Regions from separate parts of the Homo sapiens genome. Here all the other regions are linked to region 2. A link is a contact called in ENCODE Hi-C or POLR2A ChIA-PET data. All regions are on one chromosome and are shown on one strand. Each heading gives the region's core, a stretch centred on a gene start or an enhancer-like site at or near the end of the contact. The rest is flanking DNA. Distances are from core to core; before and after follow the strand shown. Region 1 overlaps TMCC1 (transmembrane and coiled-coil domain family 1). Region 2 has its middle 20 kb from the start of PLXND1. Region 3 overlaps PLXND1 (plexin D1).

Region 1 (3,603 bases), core at 265-2,764, 68 kb after region 2:
AGATGGGGTCTTGCTCTGTTGCCCAGGCTGGAGTGCAGAGGTACCATCTCGGCTGACTGCAATGTCCATCTCCCGGGCTCAAGTGATCCTCCTACCTCAGCCTCTCAAGTAACTGGGACTGCAGGTGCACACCACCATGCCCAGCTAATTTTTGTATTTTTTTGTGGAGATGGGGTTTCAGCATGTTTCCCAGGCTAGAAAGACAAATCTTAAAAAGTGAATTTGATTTGCCTTGTAAAATATACTACTGGGATGTGAAAAGAAGCCATGAAACATGTTAAAATTTTGGCAACATTTAATCAGCTTTGATGGGTTTGCGTCTTTGGTTTACTGATTAATGCCTTCATCTATAATATGAAAGATGATTCTTATTTGTGTATAATTTTCTTAGAGAGCACAATAATTCTCTGGCTTTATGTTGGATTATGTTCTAGATGATTAAATACAAAACAAACCAAACCGGAAAGAACAAAGGTTCTTTACTTGTGAAAGAGCTTAGGTTCTTTACAATTGTAGTACCTTATCTTTTATTCTCATTTTGATTAAATAATCAAGTATTGTTTCTTATCCATGATACTATCTTAATCAGGGGCCCAAATGTCCTTTGTTAACTCTTTTGATCTTGCCTTCCCCAAGATTGAATTTTTTTTTTTTTTTTTTTTTGAGACAGGGTCTCTCTGTGTCATCTAGGCTGGAGTGCAGTGCCTCAACCTTCCGGGCTCAAGTGATCCTCCCACCTCAGTCTCCCAAAGTGCTGGGATTATAGGCATGAAACACTGTGCCCATCCCATGTTATCTTATTGTTCTATTTTTTGTGGCTATATGAGGAAGCCCTTTCACTTTCTCCTTAAACTACTTCTAACCCACATTTTAGTAGATTGATTCTGCCTCTGTGATCTGAATAAAACATTAAGTAGTATCTGATTTTCATGGAATACTGAGCATTCAGAAACATACTGAGTTTTCCTTAACTTATGGCAATACTGTTATTTGCATAGGATCAATACCAATCTCATCTCCTTTTTATCAAGATATAATTGGATTTTGTAACTGTATATACTGGAATCTCATAAATGAGAACATCACATTTGAGAATAATTCTCATTGACAAACTACTTTAAGAAACAATAGTTGACTTGATATAGGGAGCCAATGCCTAAAAGAAAGTACTCCCAGGAACACTGGCCTGATTCCTGAGGTGGTAAGGAAAGTCACTTCCTGGCAAGCCTTAGAAAATACTGGGGACTTGAAGATGAGATTAATTCACCCAAATTTATAGGTACCACAGGTGAAATCTGGTGAGAGAGTTTCTCAGGTGTATTTTCCTAACCTTAGTATAGTAAATAATAAAGAGTGTTTAAAAGTCCAATCTGAATCCTTACGAAAACGTCCACACAGAAGTTAACTGTGTTGTCTTAGTAATTGCTCAAAACTGTATGGCTCTGGATTTGCAAAGATAGTTCAAGGATGCCCCTGTATGACTAACTAGCACTGTGGCTACACCTATGTGAATAATCAGGCCAAACCTAATGAGACTGTCAGAAACGTTTACACCTGAGTAACTTCAGCGTGCCTATGGGCTAGGTAAAGTCAGGTTAAGACCTGCTAGGCTGCATTCCCAGCAACTTCAGGTATTCTTAGTCACAAGATGAGATAGGAGGTCACCATGAGATACAGGTCATAAAGACCTTGCTGATAAAACAGGTTGCAGTAAAGAAGCCAGCTAAAACCCACTGAAACCAAGATGGCGATGAGAGTGACCTCTGTTCCTCCCCACTGCTACACTCCCACCATTAGCTCCAAGGCAGTGTACAAATGCCAAGGCAATGTCAGGAAGTTACCCTATATTGGTCTAAAAAGGGGAGGCATGAATAATCTACCCCTTGTTTAGCATATAATCAAGAAATAACCATAAGAATGGGCAGCCCCTGGGGCTGCTCTGCCTATGGAGGCCATTCTTTTATTCTTTTACTTTCCTAATAAACTTGTTTTTACTTTACTCTATGGACTCGCCCTGAATTATTTCTTGTGCGAGATCCAAGAACCCTCTCTTGGGGTTTGGATTGGGATGGCTTTCTGGTAACAAGACTAACTATTTTGTGATCAAGAATAACATTTGGAGATATTTGGGAGGCTGAGATGGGAGAATCACTTAAGCCCAGGAGTTGAAATTTGCTTTGAGTTGTGATTGTACCACTGCACTCCAGCCTGGGCGACAGAGCGAGACTCTGTCTCAAAAAAAAAAAAAAAAAAAAAAAAAAAAAATCATAATTAATAATAACCTTTGAAAATTATTCTTGATCACAAGAGAGATGGGAGACTGTCAGCAAAATTTATGGAAGACCAAAATGGTAAAAGATTTTGAATGTCCTTTCAAGGGAATGCTGGGTGTTGTCTATTGGACCCTTTGAAGTTATCTGATTGAATAAAGATGTGAATCTTTGTCTTTGGCTAGGTTGTTTTCCAAGTCTTTAGAGACAGAAATTGCCTCATGGACAGTGTTTGTGATGCAATGTGTATTAGTCTGTTCTCATGCTGCTAATAAAGACATACCGAAGACTGGGTAATTTATAAAGGAAAGAGGTTTAACTGACTCACAGTTCCACAGGGCTGGGGAAGCCTTGGGAAACTTACAATCATGGCGGAAGGGGAAGCAAACACATCATTTCTCACATGGTGGCAACAAGAAGTGCCAAGCAAAAGGGGGAAAGCCCCTTTTAAAACTATCAGATCTCATGAGAACTCACTAGCATGAGAACAGCATGAGGGTAACTGGCCCCGTGATTAAATTACCTCCCACCAGGTCCCTCCAACAACACATGGGGATTATGGGAACTACAATTCGAGATTTGGGTAGGGACACAGCCAAATCATATCATTCTGCCCCTGACCCCTCCCAAATCTCATGTCCTCACATTTCAAAACCAATCATGCCTTTGAGGACTAAGCTCTGATTTTTGTAAATCTTGCCCAAATTCCTATCTAAGGAGTTTCAGGAGTCATGCCCTACAAACCATAAATTCTCATCAGCTGGGTTTTATTTAACCCTATGTATCATGACTTACTTTCCAATCTGACTCTGGCATAACGTTATGTGACAAAGAAGAAAATCAAAATATTTTACCCCAAAACATATTTCTCTGCCATATTTTGAAATGGCCTTGCAAGGCCATGCTTTGTAGGGGTAAAATCTGCATCTGTAAAGAATCTCTATTAAACAGCTAGATCTTTTTCTTCCAGGCCCTCCCAATCCTGAAGAGATTAACTGAGAGTCTAGCACCTTTTAGAGGTCTGAATAGGAAACATTTGTCACCTATTGTCTCTAAGGGCAGCTACTATGAGACTTCAAAAGAACCTTGGTCTCCACCATCTTTTATCTTAACCTGAACATTTCCTTTCTATTAATCCCAGGTCTTTAGACAAACTCAACCAATTGTAAACCAGAAAATGTTTAAATCTGCCTATAGCCTGGAAGCCCCTGCTTCGAACTCTCCCGTCTTTGTGGACCAAACCAATGTATTTCTCAAATGTATTTGATTGATGTCTCATGCTTCCCTAAAATGTACAAAACCAAGCTACAACCCAACTATCTTGGGCACATGT
Region 2 (3,397 bases), core at 320-2,819:
TTGAGACAGGGTCTGACTCTGTCACCCAGGCTGGAGTGCAGTGTTGCGATCTCAGCTCACTGCAGCCTCGACTTCCTAGGCTCAAGCCATCCTCCAACCTCAGCCTCCTGAGTAGCTGGGACCCCTGGCAGAGGCACCATCGAGGCTTCCCTTTGGCTCTCCGCTCCAGCAGCACTGGCCTCCTCACTGAGCTTGGTCCAGGACGGTGCTTTTGCTGTGCCTTCTGCCTGTCATGCCCTTTCCAGATCTCCCCAGGGCTGCCGCCTTCTTATCCCTCAGGTTTCTGCTCAAATATCCCCCTCCAAAGAGGCCCTCCCTGACCAAAGTGCCAATCAGGGCTAGTATCCATCTCTCTCACTGGATGGACCTTCACCAGGGCAGGGGATATGTCTCCAGGGCCACAGCAGGGCCCGGCACACAGTAGGTGCACAGTAAAGGTTTGCTGAAGGCAGTCAGGCTCACCTTGGTACTGCCACCCCATCTCCCAAAACACAGGGTCACAGGGTCTCAGAGGCAGAGCAGGGCCTCCAGGGGGGCCCGTGGATGTGGGTGGTCCAACCATGAGGACTGCCTACCTGCTGGGGGCACAGGCTGCAGCCACCCATCCCCTCGGCTTCCCACGCAGCACCTGTGTTCACCGCCCCCTTCCCCATCTGTCTTCCAGTGATTCCTCCAGAGGCTGCTTGTTTGGGAAGAAGGCTAGATGGCTAAGCAGGTAGGACCAGGTGGAAACACAGCCCATCACTTTGGACTTGGGGACTCTGCCAGTGCCTCCCTGCTCCAGTGTCTGAGGAGGACTTGAGCATAGGAAGGTGCGTGCCTGCTCAGTCCTGGGACTCGTGGGGTGGAGCATTCACCTGGGGACTCGTGGGGTAGAGCTGGGGCTGGGACCACTGCCTGCACCTCCATCTGGGAGCAGGATGAGGGAAGGGCAGGAAACCACTGGGAGGCGCTGGGTGGGAGTTCGCTCTTTGCTCAGTCAACCCTGTCTTGAGACAGCCCTACTCCCACTTGAAAGGCTGAGACAGAAAAGACTGACACCACCAAGTGTGGGTGAGGATGTGGAGCCACAGGGGCAGGGGTGAAATGTGAAATGGTGCAGCCACTCTGTAAAACCTTTTGCTAGTTTCTTCAAAAAAAGTCAAATGTGGCTGGACGCGGTGGCTCACGCCTGTAATCCCAGCACTTTGGGAGGCCGAGGCGGGCGGATCACGAGGTCAGGAGATAGAGACCAGCCTGGCTAACACGGTGAAACCCTGTGTCTACTAAAAATACAAAAAAAATTAGCCGGGCGCGGTGGCAGGCGCCTGTAATCCCAGCTACTCAGGAGGCTGAGGCAGGAGAATGGCATGAACCCGGGAGGCGGAGCTTGCAGTGAGCCGAGATTGCGCCACTGCACTCCTGGGACAGACAGAGTGAGACTGTCTCAAAAAAAAAAAAAAAAAAAAAAGTCAAATGTAGACACGTGCATCCTGGCAATCCCACGTCTAGATATTGGAATAAAATTAAAACACAGGTCCATAAAAACCTGTACAGATGCTTGTCACAGCTCCATTGATAATTTCTGCAATCTGGAAACAAGCCAAGTGTCCCTGGGCTGGTGAAGAGGTAAACACATGGAGGCCTCCATACAATGGAACGAAAAGGAACAGCCTCTTGATACTCCGACACAAGGATGCATCTCCAAGCCAGGCTGGAAAGGCTCCACGCTGCAGGATCCCATGTACATGCTGTTTGGAAAAGGCCAGGCCACAGGACGGGACACAGATGGGTAGTTGCCAGGGCTAGGGCTGGGGCTGGGGGGAGGGACTGACTGGGAAGGGCCACCAGGGAATTTTCTGGTTGCTGGGAATGTTCCATGTCTTGTTCAGAGCATTTACAGGGTATAAACGTGCAAAGTTTACCAGACTTCACATTTGAGATCTGAGGCCACTTCTCCTGATGTAAATTATAACTCAATGAATAAAAGTTTTTAAAAACAACCCAGTTCCATACTCGCCAGCCTGTGCCAGGTTCTTAGCCTGGGGACAGAGCTGGGGCGGGGCGGGTCCCTGCTTTCTGACCGGCAGGGGTGGGAGGGGCCCAGGCTGGGGTGCTGCGAAGGCAACCCAGGGAGGGCGCCCGAGCCCCGCCCAGGCCAGGCCCCAGGCTCTCCCGTGCTCCCGCCCCGCAGAGAGAGGCCGGAAGCGGCCCCGGAGGGCCCATTGTCCGCGCTTCCGTTCCGGCTCCGCCTCGTCCTCCCGCGGCCAGAGGTGCGACCTCTGAGCCCCTGGCCAGCTCCCAGCCGGCCTAGGGGGGCGGGGGCACGGGGCGGAGGTCCCGCAGCCCGTGCTCGTCCCGCCTCGCTTGGAGGGAGCAAGGGCTCCGAGCCCTGGGCCCAGGTCCTGTGCCTCCGCTTCCCCGGCTGCGGGTACACCCCCAGCTTCCCGAGCCCCCCGGGCCCTCGCTGCTCCACCCAGAAGTTGCGGTGACTGCGGCCCCAGCACCCCGTTCCCTGGCCGGGCATCACTTGCGCAGCATGCTGCCCCCAGAGGACAGGGCTACAGTTAGTCGCCCACACCTCATTCACCCCCTTGGGCCCTTGAGCGTCTTAGAAGCCGCAGATGCCAAGGAGGGGACGCTGCCTCGCGGATGGTCACTTGGGAGCAAAGCTGGGGACTAAAGGAACCAGGGACAGAGATTCCTGCTCTCGCCAAATTGGCCGCTCTGGGCCAGGCACTGAGGACACACCGCGAAGCCGGATAGCCAGGTCCTGTCCTCAGGGCCCTGTCCGGAAGAGGACTGGGCAGCCTCGAGTCCGCGGCAATGAATGAATGTTCAATTGCACAGATGGGGAGGCGAAGGAGGGAGGGAGGGAGGGAGGGCAGTCGCTTGGGCGGTCATTGGAGGCTCTGGGAGGCTATGCGCCGGCAAGAAGCAGCGGGGTGGAGGCAGCCCTGCGGGAGTCGGCGAGGGCCGCGTGGATGTGCTCGGTGGTTTTGAGGCCAGTGGCTGGAGGGGCGTGAGAGTGGGAGACCAGACTTGAGGGGAGTGGCTGGAGTTGAGACTCAAATCCAAGAAGGAAACGGTGGGGCTTGGACCACTTGCCTACTGAGAAAAATGGAAGTCGGGAAGGCTTTAGATCTAGTCGCGCTTGGTCACTTCCGTCTCCGGGCCTCAGCTTCCCAGGTTGTAGAAAGCATCAGGGTTGGAGGCTCTGAAATTCTGGCTCCTCTCAAGCCAAGATTAGTATGACTTCATTTTGGTTGTGCAAGAAATGGGCCTGCAGCGGTTCGCAGAGGCAGAGGGACCTAAGCTTGAAGGGCAATCAAACCGGCGTAGGCAGGAACGTCGGGAGCCCAGACCCCAGGCAGGGAGTTTAAGGTCTTGGACACAGAGGGTGCGCTCCTCGAAGCAG
Region 3 (3,547 bases), core at 800-3,299, 65 kb before region 2:
GGGGTGCGGGAGAATGATAGTAAGGGCAACACCTAGACCATGCTTCTGGGCACTCTTCTAGTTAATTCCCACCATTAACATGGGTCGCATTTTACAGTGGAGGGGAAACTGAAGCACAGAGAGGCTAAGTCACTCATCCGAGAACACACAGCTGGGAAATGGCAGAGGAGGGCTTGACCCCAAGCAGGCGAGGCCAGAAGACTAGACTCTGAACCCCCTGCCACAGGGGCCCCAGTGGCACAGTGAAGTCCACACGGCCCCCCCACCCGCCACCTGTTGGTCTTCCAGATGTGTAGGGTGTCGGGGTCGGAGATTCCCCTCTTCTCAGCCTGCTCCTCCAGGAAGTCGAAAAAGTACTTGACAGCCAGTGGGGGCTTGTCTTCACGGATACTCAGAATGGCCTTGAACAGGTCATCCAGAAACTTCTGCAACGTGCCCTGCGGGGGAGTGGGGTGGCCGCCGTCAGCCCCGGGCCACGTGCAGAGGGCTAGTGGGCACCCTTGGTGGCTCTGCGGAGCTTGAAATGCCAGGCTGCTGAATGAGGAAGCCACATGGCATCAGGCTGGTCACCGAGCCTCTCTGGCTCACTTGCCTCCCAGAGGCGTTGAAAGGACTAATCGAGGCACTGGCACATGGAGTCGAGAACTGGAAGTGCCAGAGTATGGGCTGTGGGGTGCCGGCGCTGCCACTGAGCCACGTGGCCTTGGGGACATCACTGATCCCTCTGGGCCTCTGCTGTACCCTGTTACGTGGGCTAACATAGAAGTCTCTGTCAGGCATTTTTCCTGGCTGTGAGAAATGCCTCCTCAAGTGGGACCCTAAGCCTTCAGCCTCTTGCCCCTCCAGCCCCACAGGGGAAACAGGAAGAACTCACACCCCTCTCCCAGCCGCGGGTGCACAGCTGGCCCTGAGCAATGACCCTCTGGAGCTGGGGCTGGAGCCTTGTACCCACTGCACAGAGGGGAGACTGAGGCCGGACTCACCTTGGTGGAGAGCAGGCGGGTCAGGTAGATTTCCGGGAGCACCTTCTTGCGATGGCTCTGCCGGTGAGACTTCTTGGGCTCCGCCAGCTCGTCCGTAGGCAGCACCTGGGAGGCCGGGCAGTGGTCAGTGTCCGCACCAGGCCCCATCCTCGGCCGCCTGTGGGAGGTCTGGCTCTGCCATGCTTCTTAGCACACAAGGGCTGTGGTTCCCTCCTGATTCTGGGCCCCATCCCTACTCCCCCACCCCCCAGCCTTTCGCAGGGCTGGGAGCACTTTTCCCAAGAGGCCCAGGGCCACAGAAAGCCAAGGCCACACCCACTGAGGGGCTGGATCCCCCGGGGCCGAGGTTGGGCACTCACCAAATGGAAATACTTCTCTGTGTCCAAGTCTTTCACTGTGAGAGGAAAAACACAATAAATAAACACGGGAGAGGAGAGGAGAGAAACAGAAATGAAGACAGAAAGATGGAGTGAGAAACAGAAACAAGACAGAAAGATGGGGAGAGAAACAGAAGCAGAGACAGAAAGATGGAGAGAGAAACAGAAACGGAGACAGAGATCCAAAGAGACAGTCAGAGAGAATGAGACAGAGATGCAGAGACGCATGGGGAGACTGAGTCTGGGAGAGACGGAGAGAGAGATAAGTGAGATCCAGAGACACACAGCGAGCGAGACAGAGTGAGGCAGAGAGAGAAAGACACACACACAGTGACCCGGGATGGAGGGACTTGGAAGGAGGGACAGCGGTGGAGAGAAACAGGAAGATGCAGCCACGGGGGAGGAGGGGCCCCAGGCAGGCGGGGGTGGGTGCCTTTGCCCACCCCACCCCTGAGCCCAGAGCTCCTGCCAGCCCAGATTCCCAGGCTGCTGGGAGAGACTGAGACTCTGCTCTCAACCTTAGAAGGGGACCCCGAGACCCAGAGGATCCCGGGCTCGCAGGCCTGGCAGCCAGGAGGCTGTGCCTGGGGCGTCTGAGGGTGTGGAGGGGGCACTTGAGGCAGGGACATGGCCCAAGGCTGAGACGGGCATGCTGGCCCCCCTTCTGGCCTGGCTGCTGCCCAGACCTCCTGGAACTGCATCCCGCCCTCCCGGGGCCTCTCTCCAGCTGCCGCAGGAAATCAGCTTGAGGAGGCCTGGTGTGGGCCCTGCCCCAGCAGTACTGGGTCAGAGGAGGCTGGCCCCGCCCAGCCCCCACCAAGGAGGCCTCAGCCCAGGCCAGCCCTGCCTCTCGGAGCCTCAGCTTCCCCACTGGGGCATGGGATGGAAGCCCCTGTCCACACGCAGCCTGGGCTCCCTTCCCACGTGCACCCGCACTACCTCGGCCCAGTGTGTTGTCCTTCTTGTCTATGAGACTCATGGCCAGGGAGGCACCTTCAGGGATCTGATGGGAGGGGAGAGGCCGAGGTCAGAGGCCGGAGGTTGGGGTGGGGGCATGAGGGTGGGGAAATGGGGGCGGGGGGCAGGGCTGCACCTTGTAATGGGCCAGCGTGTTAAGCTTCTTGCGGCCGTCTTCCACCACTGAGGTGTCGTCCAGGTCCCGAAGGATGTAGCTCTGTGTGCTGGAGGCGAACCACTCTGGGGGACAAGGGACAGGCCATCAGGGTCCGGGCAGGGAGCTGGGCCTGAGGGGTAGGTACCGGCCCAGCCACATAGGGAGAGGCCTCTCGCTCTCTCCATGTAAACTGAGGCAAGCCATACCTCTCTCTGAGCCTCCATTTTCCCATCTGTAAAATGGGGAGGGCAGGAAAGAGCTGGGGGAGAGTGTGAGGGTACAAAGAGAAGGTGCCAGGGTGGAGGGCACAGAGGAGGAGCTCTGGAAATGGCCTTGTCTGCAAGGCTGTTCATGTTACAATTGCTGATGAAACCCTTGGCCTAACCAAGACTCCTATAAAACCCACTCCAGGCCCCGCGCGGTGGCTCACACCTGTAATCCCAGCACTTTGGGAGGATGAGGCAGGAGGATCGCTTGAGCCCAGGAGTTCAAGACCAGCCTGGGCAGCACAGCATGACACTATCTTTACAAAAAGTAAAATTAGCTGGATGTGGTGGTGCACTCCTGTAGTCCCAGCTACTCAGGAGGCTGAAATGAGGGGATCACTTGAGCCCAGGAGGTCGAGGCTGCAGTGAGCTGAGATTGCGCCACTGCACTCCAGCCTGGGTGACAGAATGAGATCCCGTCTCAAAAACAAACAAACAAACCAACCCTACTCCAGCATCCCTCCTTTAGGAATTAGGAAGCCTTTCCTGAAGGCTTTTTGCTGTTGTCCGTAGTTCACTCACACTGCAGGACTTGTCTCCTACAGAGTAAGAGCTTCTTGCTGAGGGGGCCTCATTGGATCCTCTCAGTGTCCCCACATTCATGCACCCATGCCAGGTGAAAGGAGTGTTTCCCGTCAAGGCAGGGGCCAGCCCCGGCTGAAGCGCCTGACACGGGGTCTCTGCCCCCATTCCCACCCACCAAGGTCGACGTCCTCTGCACGCGGCCACTGGGAGTAGGGCACATTCTTGCAGAAGGCCTCCAGGATCTTCTCCTTGACCTGTGTCAGCGTGTCGGTGTCCATGGCC

The links. Hi-C counts contacts between places; a loop is a spot of excess contacts on that map. ChIA-PET counts read pairs that join two places held with the same protein, here RNA polymerase II (POLR2A). Pooled maps may share reads with other maps.
Region 1: a loop to region 2 is called in a map of posterior vena cava, with 12 times the contacts of the local background. The contact joins two enhancer-like sites. A Hi-C loop is called at or near these places in 2 of 168 maps with a recorded cell type or tissue (gastrocnemius medialis and posterior vena cava) and 8 of 50 pooled maps. POLR2A ChIA-PET finds 5 or more read pairs at or near these places in 4 of 52 experiments (BJ, Caco-2, HCT116 and 1 more).
Region 3: a map of ascending aorta shows a loop between it and region 2 (7-fold over the local background). The contact joins two enhancer-like sites. A Hi-C loop is called at or near these places in 6 of 168 maps with a recorded cell type or tissue (CD14-positive monocyte, Right ventricle myocardium inferior, ascending aorta and 2 more), 5 of 37 single-sample maps with no recorded cell type and 23 of 50 pooled maps. POLR2A ChIA-PET finds 5 or more read pairs at or near these places in 9 of 52 experiments (B cell, BJ, CD4-positive, alpha-beta memory T cell and 6 more).

Annotation. Positions count from the first base shown.
Region 1 is chr3:129,692,862-129,696,464 of GRCh38, forward strand. All of the region lies in intron 4 of TMCC1 (transmembrane and coiled-coil domain family 1), which reads right to left. Among named protein-coding and RNA genes, the nearest start is that of PLXND1, 88 kb to the left of the region's middle. RefSeq lists an enhancer at 2,992-3,603. Within about 2 kb of position 1,515, at least 3 of the 41 ENCODE cell types and tissues checked have a DNase peak (open chromatin) inside an H3K27ac peak, as active enhancers do; they include gastrocnemius medialis, where a contact is called at or near this core.
Region 2 is chr3:129,624,707-129,628,103 of GRCh38, forward strand. No RefSeq gene overlaps it. Among named protein-coding and RNA genes, the nearest start is that of PLXND1, 20 kb to the left of the region's middle. RefSeq lists enhancers at 240-849, 3,082-3,191 and a silencer at 2,102-2,431. Within about 2 kb of position 1,570, at least 34 of the 41 ENCODE cell types and tissues checked have a DNase peak (open chromatin) inside an H3K27ac peak, as active enhancers do; they include ascending aorta and gastrocnemius medialis, where a contact is called at or near this core.
Region 3 is chr3:129,559,347-129,562,893 of GRCh38, forward strand. PLXND1 (plexin D1) reads right to left here. Exons shown (of 36, transcript NM_015103.3): 27 at 3,441-3,547; 28 at 2,454-2,557; 29 at 2,300-2,363; 30 at 1,343-1,377; 31 at 984-1,088; 32 at 274-437. Among named protein-coding and RNA genes, the nearest start is that of H1-8, 18 kb to the left of the region's middle. Within about 2 kb of position 2,050, at least 23 of the 41 ENCODE cell types and tissues checked have a DNase peak (open chromatin) inside an H3K27ac peak, as active enhancers do; they include ascending aorta, where a contact is called at or near this core.